Regions from separate parts of the Homo sapiens genome. Here regions 1 and 3 are each linked to region 2. The links are chromatin contacts, found by Hi-C or POLR2A ChIA-PET in ENCODE. All regions are on one chromosome and are shown on one strand. The core of a region is the stretch at or near the end of the contact, and the rest is flanking DNA. Distances in the headings are between cores, read along the strand shown.

The links. Hi-C counts contacts between places; a loop is a spot of excess contacts on that map. ChIA-PET counts read pairs that join two places held with the same protein, here RNA polymerase II (POLR2A). Pooled maps may share reads with other maps.
Region 1: a loop to region 2 is called in a map of PC-9, with 11 times the contacts of the local background. The contact joins two enhancer-like sites. A Hi-C loop is called at or near these places in 1 of 168 maps with a recorded cell type or tissue (PC-9), 2 of 37 single-sample maps with no recorded cell type and 7 of 50 pooled maps. POLR2A ChIA-PET finds 5 or more read pairs at or near these places in 3 of 52 experiments (H1, activated CD4-positive, alpha-beta T cell and activated naive CD4-positive, alpha-beta T cell).
Region 3: a loop to region 2 is called in a pooled map, with 4 times the contacts of the local background. The contact joins two enhancer-like sites. A Hi-C loop is called at or near these places in 1 of 168 maps with a recorded cell type or tissue (PC-3), 22 of 37 single-sample maps with no recorded cell type and 14 of 50 pooled maps. POLR2A ChIA-PET finds 5 or more read pairs at or near these places in 8 of 52 experiments (CD4-positive, alpha-beta memory T cell, OCI-LY7, activated B cell and 3 more).

The regions. Positions count from the first base shown.
Region 1 is chr6:90,216,877-90,219,901 of GRCh38, forward strand. All of the region lies in intron 3 of BACH2 (BACH transcriptional regulator 2), which reads right to left. Among named protein-coding and RNA genes, the nearest start is that of BACH2, 78 kb to the right of the region's middle. RefSeq lists an enhancer at 833-1,491. Within about 2 kb of position 1,340, at least 38 of the 41 ENCODE cell types and tissues checked have a DNase peak (open chromatin) inside an H3K27ac peak, as active enhancers do; they include PC-9, where a contact is called at or near this core.
Region 2 is chr6:90,409,892-90,413,417 of GRCh38, forward strand. No RefSeq gene overlaps it. Among named protein-coding and RNA genes, the nearest start is that of MIR4464, 99 kb to the left of the region's middle. RefSeq lists enhancers at 1,546-1,905, 2,927-3,526. Within about 2 kb of position 1,565, at least 5 of the 41 ENCODE cell types and tissues checked have a DNase peak (open chromatin) inside an H3K27ac peak, as active enhancers do; they include PC-9, where a contact is called at or near this core.
Region 3 is chr6:90,272,728-90,275,972 of GRCh38, forward strand. All of the region lies in intron 1 of BACH2 (BACH transcriptional regulator 2), which reads right to left. Among named protein-coding and RNA genes, the nearest start is that of BACH2, 22 kb to the right of the region's middle. RefSeq lists an enhancer at 1-13. Within about 2 kb of position 1,829, at least 4 of the 41 ENCODE cell types and tissues checked have a DNase peak (open chromatin) inside an H3K27ac peak, as active enhancers do.

The DNA.
Region 1 (3,025 bases), core at 90-2,589, 190 kb before region 2:
CCACGTACAGGACACACCCCATAATAAAGTATTACTGGTCCAAAATGTCAATAGTGCTGAGATTGGGAAATCCTGACGGGGAGGGAACATTCAAGGATATGGGTAGACTTAAAATCATGCCAACTCATAATCACATTATAATAATGTGGCACCATGCAACTTGGGGTCCCCAAAATGTAAACAATTAACAACCATAAAAATTTACCAGTTCTCTCCTTGAGCGAAGTAAAAGCTGTAACTTACACAGAGTAAGACCATCAGAGTTGCCTGGAAGAAGTGGAACAGCTTCAGTGTTGGACTATGTTATCATCAATATCATCAGTGCCTTGTTTACTCCAGGTCAAGGTGTGATCTGAGTGTCTACTATCAAAATTCAGTGGTAGCTATTAACAGAAGGAGTTTATACGTGAAGTTCTATGGTCACTAAAACCGTCTAAATAACCTAAGAATATCTAGCTCTGGAAAAAACTGCAAAATGTTTCAACTTTTAAAATACCAACAAAATATGAGGAACAATGTTGATGTTGACCTACATTCTATCTAGGGTGGCTAAAAGAAATAGCTGCACAATAGGGTTCTAAATAAATGCAGAATTGAAGAAATGCATCATAACAAAGATAATCAGGGTGACTATTTTGAAATGCTCCCCATTTCTGTTTTTCTTTCTGTTTTCAAATATTCCCTCTCATCCACGCGGCATATTTTCATTACATTTGTTGTAAGAATGTACATTTAGATAATCTACTCACTATTCTTTTATGCATTCTTTTACTCCAGCCAAAAAGGGAAAAAGTCCCTATCCAAACAAAGCTAATGCATGTAAGCAAATTTGAAGGAAAAAAAGAATTTCATGAATGAGCGGGAGACAATTTTTTAATGGAATGTTTTAAAGGCTTGTGGTATAAACAGTAAACAAAATTGATTCACTAACATTAATACTGTTTGCCATGATGTGAGAGTTGGTCTTTTTTTTTAATGCCCCAGAAGCTAAAGGAAAATAAATACTGTGGTAGGGAAAAATAATACCTTACTTGGCATTTTGAAGTCATTGCTCAATCCTTCTTGAGCAAGAAAACCATAGTAATGACTTTGTTTTACCTACCGCAATTATGGTACACCTCGCAGCAATCCTTCACAATATTTTCCTCCCTCTGTTCAAGTCCTGCTAAATAATCTCTGGAAACCATTAACTAAGAGTACGGTTCCAATTTTCCTGTTCTCCCTCCTCTGCTGCCTCAGTGTCATGTTGGCGTCAGGACAAAGCAAACTTGTATGACATCACAGAGCAAACTCATTTTCTGTAAACCAGCCCCTTGGTAGTTTACCGCTACTGGAACCCAACGCTGTCAACAGTGTGGTCTTTGTTTGGTGGGTGTTGCTCTAAAAATTTTTTTAAAGTTTCCCAACACCTTCTTCTTTTAAACAGAGGCAAGCTGCTGGAGGCGCCGTCCTCGCCTGGCCCGCCCCACTCTGTAAACTAGACATTACCTTATACACAAATGACTCTAGGCATTCCTCAGTCTAGCTGCCTCACTGCAAAATTCCTATGCTCCTCAGCAGCAGGGCAGCGCACATTCCCCTGGCTTCCCCTCTTTCCTCTTCCCCCACCCTCCTCTTTTTCTTTTCTTTCTTTTTTTTTTTTTTAATTTCCACTGCCTCACTGTGTTTTTGTGTAAATGATCTCACATGACTCAACAAATCCATCTGCCTGAAGCAGGCCAAGTCTGGAGCCCTCCCAGGAGGGAGGAGAAGAATTGCTTTGTGGAAAGGACCTGGAGCTCTGCCCTTTCTCTGGCTCGAATTACCCGCCTGTCAGGCCTGACGGATTTGGCTAAAAATAAAAGGAAACGGGCCGTGAAAAGCAGATGAATGGGCTCAGCAGTTCCTTAGATAACACAGGCCTGCTGTTGCCCAAAGCTCCCCAAACAGAAACTTCAAATGCAGGGCCTCTGAGTCAGTGATGTGGCTTCCAGGTGAACGAGGCCTGTCAAATCCACTGGAGTTGGGGGACATGGCCTGGGCTGTGAATTTCGGTTTCCTTTCCGTGTGTGTGTGTGTGTGTGTGTGTGTGTGTGTGTGTGACACAGAGAGTGAGAGTGCACGCAAGAGAGATTGAGAGAGTGAGAGAACCAGTCTAGTATTAAAAGGTTCTCAGAAAACAGTAGACTTCAGTGGAGTGAAGGCTTGTAAAAAAAAGAAAAAAAATTGTTGTTTCCACTACAAAATTATCCTTCTCCCCACCTCCAACACCAGACATTTTCAGCCTCCCTATGATGTCACTTCTCTGTTTAGAGCCAGCAAAGAGCTAAAAGTCTTTCTTGTAAGTGTATGCCCAGCGCCTGCAGTGGGTATTAAGCACTTAGGTTGGCAATGTAATGACACACTGTAACAATCTGTAATATGAGGCAGTCAGCAAAGCCCTGGCTCTGAAAGCTATTTCTCCCGACCATTAACCATATGTTTGGCTCCTCAGATAGCCAAGCGGGTGTTCCAGCTTACCATCTGGTTTCTATCCACACAAGCAACTGCAAAGCACAGGCTATGTCCCTCTGGAGCTGTGTGTTTCTTTTTCTCTCTCTTTTCCGCTCTTCTCTTCCCCTTTCCTCCTCCCAGCTCCTTTGGTTCCTTCTGCTAAAGAATTCTCTGCCATTCATCACGTACAAAGAAAACTTTACCTGACATGGCAGCGGCAGAGCCATTAAGAATGCACAGCTGTATTGTAAACACGCCAGAGGGCCATTTACCATCCGCGGAATCTGTACAAGTCGGGCTCTACCCCTTCCTCATCTACTGAGTGCTGACACTTGATCCAGCATGTTAAAAACAGGTACATTCTTGAGAGATCCAGGGGTTGCTGTGGTGCCCTTCATACTCACTTCATATTCTGGGAGTGGGGCTTTAAAACACATACACACACACACACACACACACACACACACGCTCCCGAAGTTTGCCTCTGCATTCAATCTGCCTGACGTCAGTCTCACACAGGATGACATACCACCACTGCAAATAACCAACTTAA
Region 2 (3,526 bases), core at 315-2,814:
ATACATGCTGAGTCGGCAGATGCATGTACATATTTAGAGAGACCTGGGTTAAATTAGCTGTGAATTTTGAGATGGTGATTGAAATCATGGGTGGTTGGAATTGCCAAGGGAGATATAAAGAGCAGGAAAACAAGGGAGACTAGGACCAGTCTTTGATGGATTATGACCTTTAAAGTCTGAGGAGAGGGGGATTTGTCTGCAGAGGAGATTGAGGAGGAACAGCTAGGTAGGTGGAAAGGCAGAAGAGTGTAGTATACTAGAGGCTGAATTAGGAATCTTTCAAATGCATATTACTGAAATCCATCTTCAATTGATGTAACCAAAAAAAGAATAATTTATTGGCTCCTATAGCCTGAAATCAGGACTGGTCAGATATGCCTGGGTTCAAGAGCTCAAACATCCAGCTCCTTGGGAAACAGCCTCTCCCCCCATCTCTCAGTTCTGTCTCCTTCTGGATGGGCTTCTTTGCCAGGTGGATATTCCCATGTGGTGGCCTGATAGGGTCACCAGCAGAGGCTTCAGGTTTACATCCTACCCAAAGTAAAGAAATGTCCTTCTTCGATTGGTTCCAGCAACCACACCAGGTGTGACTATTGTTAGCCTAGCTTAGGCTAGATGCCCATCTCTGAGCTAGAGGTTGACATCAGCTCTACCCACACTTCACATAGACTGAAAGTTGGGAAAGGAATGGTTCCTCAAAAGAAAATCAGGGTGCTGTTACCTGAAGAAACTGAGAAGAAGCCAGGCAGGCAAGATCCCAGATGTCTATACAGATGCCGAAGTGATAAGAATTTTAAGAGGGAAAGTATATTTAAGAGTATGAAATACCGTTAAGGCTGGGTGCAGTGGCTCATGCCTGTAATCCCAGCACTTTGGGAGGCTGAGGTGGTGGATCATGAGGTCAGGAGTTCAAGGCCAGCCTGGCCAAGATGGTGAAACCCCATCTCTACTAAAAATACAAAAATTAGCTGTGGCGGCAGGCGCCTGTAATCCCTGCTGCTCGGGAGGCTGAGGCAGGAGAATCACTTGAATCTGGGTGGCAGAGGTTGCAGTGAGCCAAGATCACACCACTGCACTCCAGCCTGGGTGACAGAGTGAGGCTCCGTCTCAAAAAAAAAAAAAAAAAAAAAAAAGAAAGAAAGAAAGAAAAAAAAGAAAGAAATACCTTTAAGACACCAAGAAAGATAAGGACAGGGATTAGCCACTTGGAAGTCACTGGTGCCCTCAGACCCACACAAATAGCTCCATCACAAAGTAGGATGTGGTGGAAAACAAAATGAACAAAATGCAAGTTGAAAGGGCCACGTGAACCCAGGAGAGGAAAATCATTTAGGACGAAACAATCACGGAAAGCTTCATGTCCAAAGTAGCATTTCACTTGGGTCCTGAAGGATGGGTGATATTTTTAAAATGAAGGCCAGAGAAGTGGAGGAAGGGAGGGCACCCAGCTGACTATAGCATGAGCAAAAGTGCAATGGCAGAGATGTTTAGGGTGTGTTCACCAAGAGGTGAACAGTTCATGCTTGGTCTGATGGCTAGGGGCCAAATGTGAGTGCTGGCTAAGGAGAAGGGACTTTCTCTGTTCAATTTACAAATGAGTCAGCTGTAATTTACCTTCCCTTAGGTTATCGGCCTGAATATGTAAATGAGGGATAGCTGTCACTAGAATGAAACTGACATCTAGAAAAGCGCCTCCCTATAATCTTGCCTTTCCATATAAGGGCTCCCTGGCGTGCTTCACAGGTGAACTCTACAGCAAACGCATTCTTCTCTCTCCTTTCAGCCTTGGTCTTTCCTCTGACTCAGGGGCCTGGCTTGTGGTGCTGAGGCACCTTCCGGCTGCTGAGAATTGGACTACTCTGTCTTCTTGCTGACTGCGGCAAAGGAACGCCCGGGGTCTGACAATCACCTCTACGAGAGCAGCTTGGATGTTTCTCATCTTTCACTTGACTTTCTTATCCCTTTACTTAAATATATATATATATATATATACTTTAGAGACAGGGTCTCACTCACTATGTTGCCTAGGTTGGACTCAAACTTCTGGGCTCAAGTGATCCTCCCACCTCAGCCTCCCAAGTGGCTGGATTACAAGCATGTGCCACCACACCCTGCTCATCCCTTCAGTTTTTAGCCCAGAAAGCTGGCACTAAAAGGGATGGTAGGTTTGAGGGATTTTAGATGGAAGACAATTTAGGTGACTCTGCACTATATTATAGTCAAATATCCTGCAACCTTTGTTCCTAGAAGAAACCTGTGCATCCTGAATCTCTGACCCCTGGGAATACATTCTTTTCCCCCAGCACCTCACCTAGGAATGGTCACTTGGGTTAAGGGTTCTCAGGCTTGGTGGCCAAAAGCCAACACCTGTTCATTTATCTCCTATCTTGTACTCAGTCTCTTAAGACTTTTCTGCAACTTGGACCCTGGTGGGCCAAGTGCATTTGCCCAGAGAGAAAAATTGCACAAATTAGAACTCTGGATTGATATTTCACTTACATACCTCCACTTGGGGATCCTCAACACAGCTTAAATAGTAATGTCTTTAATGGGGGTCATCAAGGGCATTTAAGTAGGGACATGCAATGAGCAGAACCACTTTTGGAGAAGACTGCACTTGGCAGTCGTTCCCTAACAGATTTGAGAGAGCAGAGGTGGGAAATGGCAAATTGTTAGGAAACTGATAATGGGCCCAGGGAGAAAAACCTTGAACCAAGGAACTGAGCTAGATGTGGAAGGGTGGGCGTGGGTTTTAGAAACACTTCTTTAGAGGAAAACCATGATTAAAAAAGGAGAAAGAAAGAAGGAAAGGAAAGGAAAGGAAAGGAAAAAAGGAAGGTGGGATTGGGGGAAGAAGGAAAGGAAGAAAGGAAAGAAGGAAAGAAAGAGGACATGGAAATCTCTGTAGGCCAGGAACAGAGTGAGGAGGCTCAGTATCATGGGGAGGGCCTGGGAAACCTGTGGCCCCTCAGGACACAGAGATTCTGAGCTGGCAGCAGGAGCTGAGCTGAGAACAGAACTGAGCTCACTCCAGGAGCCCAGGACAAGGAGCCAAGTGTGAATGTGGGGCCAGGCCTCTGCTCTTCATTGGTGACTAGAGCTGTAAGAGCTGTGCCTGACTGTCTGGGATGGCAGTGGAAAGAGGCTCCTTCTCCACAGGTCAGGGAGGAAGCAGACTATGGCATGAAGGGGGACCCAGTTCTGTGCTGGGCAGCTTCTTAACTGAAGACTCCAGCTACCCACTGCAGTGCATGGGCATCCATCTGCGGGGGAGGGGCACTGATACACCTGTTCCACCAAGAATGCCCCATCACAGTGCCCTTGACCCAGGCTCCTCAGGAAGCCTCTTGTCTGAGACTTCTCATCTCTTCACCCCACACTGAGGGGCTCCTTGTCCTGCCATTCAGTCTCATTCGCCTCCATGGAACTAGGAACAGCTTTGCTGAAGTCCCTGGAGTGTGGAGGGTCACCTCATTTATCCCATCTCAGAGCCAGACAGTTGACATCATCAGAGTGACCGGGCGTC
Region 3 (3,245 bases), core at 579-3,078, 140 kb before region 2:
ATCTCACCTCTATCTTTTGCTACCCACTTACACTGACCAGATCCTGCTTAGCTGAGAAAAACTCCCTCTTCTCTTCTTTCCTAATGTTTCCTCTTGTAAAATTGGCCAGCGTGCTGCTGCCATTTTGATCTTTCTATCACTACCCCTGCCATTTTCATCTTCCTCTCGCTATCCCCAGCAATTTGAGAATCCTCATCACCCCTCTAACAAGCAACCTGCATTGCCCAGTAGAGAGAAAACAAGACAGCAGAGTAGCTAAGAACTCAGGCTCTGGATCCTGGTGGCCATGCTTTGAATCACAGTTCCACAACTTAACTGCTATGTGCCTCAGTCTCCTCATCCCTCAATGAAGGCCAGGTGCAGTGGCTCACACCTGTAACCCCAGCACTTTGGGAGGCTAAGGCGGAGGATCGCTTGAGGCCAGGTGTTCAAAACCAGCCTGGATAACATAACGAGTTCCTGTTTCTATGGGGAAAAAAAATTAGCCAGGCATGGTGGCACACACCTGTAGTCCTGGCTACTCAGGAGGCTAAGGCAAAAGGATCACTCGAGCCCAGGAGTTCGAGGCCACCATGAGCTACGATCATACCACTGCACTCCAGCCTGGGCAACAGAGCAAGACTCTGTTTCTAAAAAAAGTGGGGGCAGGAGGGACTTGATAATATCTCCTGCAAAGGCTTGCTGTGAAGATAAGAATAGTTAAAAGGTGTGAAGAACTTAGAAGAGTGCCTAGCACAGTAAGCACTCCATTAAGTGTTAAATGGTAATGGCTCCCAGCTGGACTGGCCCACACAGCATCTCCTAAACCTGTGTGCTCACCCTTCCTTTGTTATTACACCTTCCATCATTTGGCTTATACAGTGTGGAAACTCTTCTTCTCTTGGCTCCTCTATACAAATTCTGCCCACTGTCAAGGCTCGGGTCTGATTTCCCACTCAGCCAGTGGGAAATCTGAGTACTTCAGCTGCAAACTAGCTTTTCTGCCTCTGAACTTCTAGAATATTTACTAGATGTCCCTAAATCAAGTTGTTTTTTAAATTACTGAGTGTGGAGGGAAGCTCACAGGCTGGAAATTACTGGTGATGGAGCTGGAGGTCTTGCTCTTTCCTCTGGGTGCCCCTAAGTGGGTAATGTCTCAGAACCCCAGCTTCTTTCTCTGAAAAAGTTATTATCTTATTTATAAGGTTTCCTCAAAGACTGAATAAGAACATGTAAAGCTCCTATCATATAATCAGGCGTAAACATTAGTTCCCTTCCAGTGGGACTATAAACCTCCAAGGGTAGCTCACGTTTCTCCGTGCTCCAAGGACAGTAATATGCAGAGATTAAACAGACAGATAGGGGAATACAGACTGAATAAACGAAAACCTTTCCAAGTCTGATTTTATGACAATATTCTGAAAAGGGCTTTTCCATGCCTATTCTAAACAACTGACAGTGCTTCCATCATAAAATGCATTTTGACACACTTAATCTTCCAAGAACATACGTTGATTCTATGCCCTGATGAGAGAATATATTAGCTACTTAACCTTTATCTAACTCTTACATAATATTAAGATTTTTTTAAGATTCATTTTTACAAAACCCAGAAAGTCCACACACAACAAAAACAAAACAAAACAAAAAAAGGAACACAAAGTAATTGAAAAGACTTTTCATACCTAAAAAGGGAATTTTTAATCACAACCTTAGTCATAAACCTCAACAGGCAAGTCAGAAGCAGTGAAAGATAAAAGTGCCAACAAGAAAATCCGGTTGAAGTGCCACTCGGGTTCATGCAGTGGGTTACAGGGCGCACAAGACAAGCTGGCGGAAGTGGGTGCTGTACCTTTATCACAGCCGCCCCCACCTGACCACCTGTAGCAGCCTCAGAGGAAGCAGACAACCCCCACACACTTTCCAGCTGCATCTTTGCAGCCACAAAGTACGCACATACAATCAGCTAACGTATAAAAGTATATCAGAAGCATCAATGTGAAAAGGGAAAAAATCTTTAACTCGTGATGAGTAACCTGTGTTATTTAGATTCTGTCATTGAGACCTGATGCTAAGGGGAGACCCCTCTAAAGACACCCACACAACCCTGATAACTGGCAGCATAAGTGCATAATCTTTGCATCAAATACCTGGGGCACTGAAGAGGCTGAAGCAGCAAATCCTCTGGTAGAGGGTGAGGACCAAATGGGGGTACCTCAGAGGCTACAGTTCCTCCCCCTAGTGTTCAATGACAAATGGAAACATGTCACTGGGTCCAAACGCAGGGAGGACTAGTCTTTGCTTTGGCACCAGGCTAGACAAAGAAAAGACCCCTTGCCCCGTGACCCCACATTGTCCTACAAAGGAAAAGGCTGGATTTTGTTGATGAATGCAATTCACATGTTTGGAGCAGTGTCATTTGAAAGGACTGCTTCAGAAATTCATGCAAGTCACATAAGTGGAGAGAAAACAGGAAAAAATTAAGAATGGCTGTTTACAAGTCACTTCTAAAACTTTGCTTTGTTCTACTTGAACAATTTTTATCATCATTTAAAGCAGTTAAATTAAAATGCACCTGCACTGTAAATCGTGAGAGAACATACCTGCTCTTCAAATATGACTTGAAAATTATTTGGTTTCTCCCCTACCTCCCCCTACCTGGGATGCTCTCATTTTACATTTAATTTGGAAAATTAGAAGAAAAATGGAATAAGCTCAAATCCTAACCAAAATTTGTTTTTACTTTTAAAATACAACCATTTTAGAATTTTTAAATAAATGTAAAATATTTTATTATTTACTTAACTTTTACCTTCAGGGTTACATGTGCAGATTTGTGATATGGGTAACTTGCGTCATGGGGGTTTGTCGTACAGATTATTTTGTCATCCAGGTACTAAGCCTAGTACCTGATAGGTTTTTTTTTTTCTGCTCTTCCCCCTCCTCCCACTCTCCACTCTCCAGTAGGCCCCAGTGCCTGTTGTTCTGGATGGGCGTAGCGGCTCACGCCTGTAATCCCAGCACTTTGGGAGGCCAAGGCGGCCTGAACATCTGAGGTCAGAAGTTCGAGACCAGCCTGGCCAATATGGTGAAACCCAGTCTCTACAAAAAAATTAGCCAGGCATGGTGGTGTGCACCTTTAGTCCCAGCTACTTGGGAGGCTGAGGCAGGAGAACAGTTTGAACCCAGGAGGCAGAGGCTGCAGTGAGCCGAGATCACACCACTGCACTCCAGCCTGGGTGACAGGGCTAGATTTCGTCTTAAAA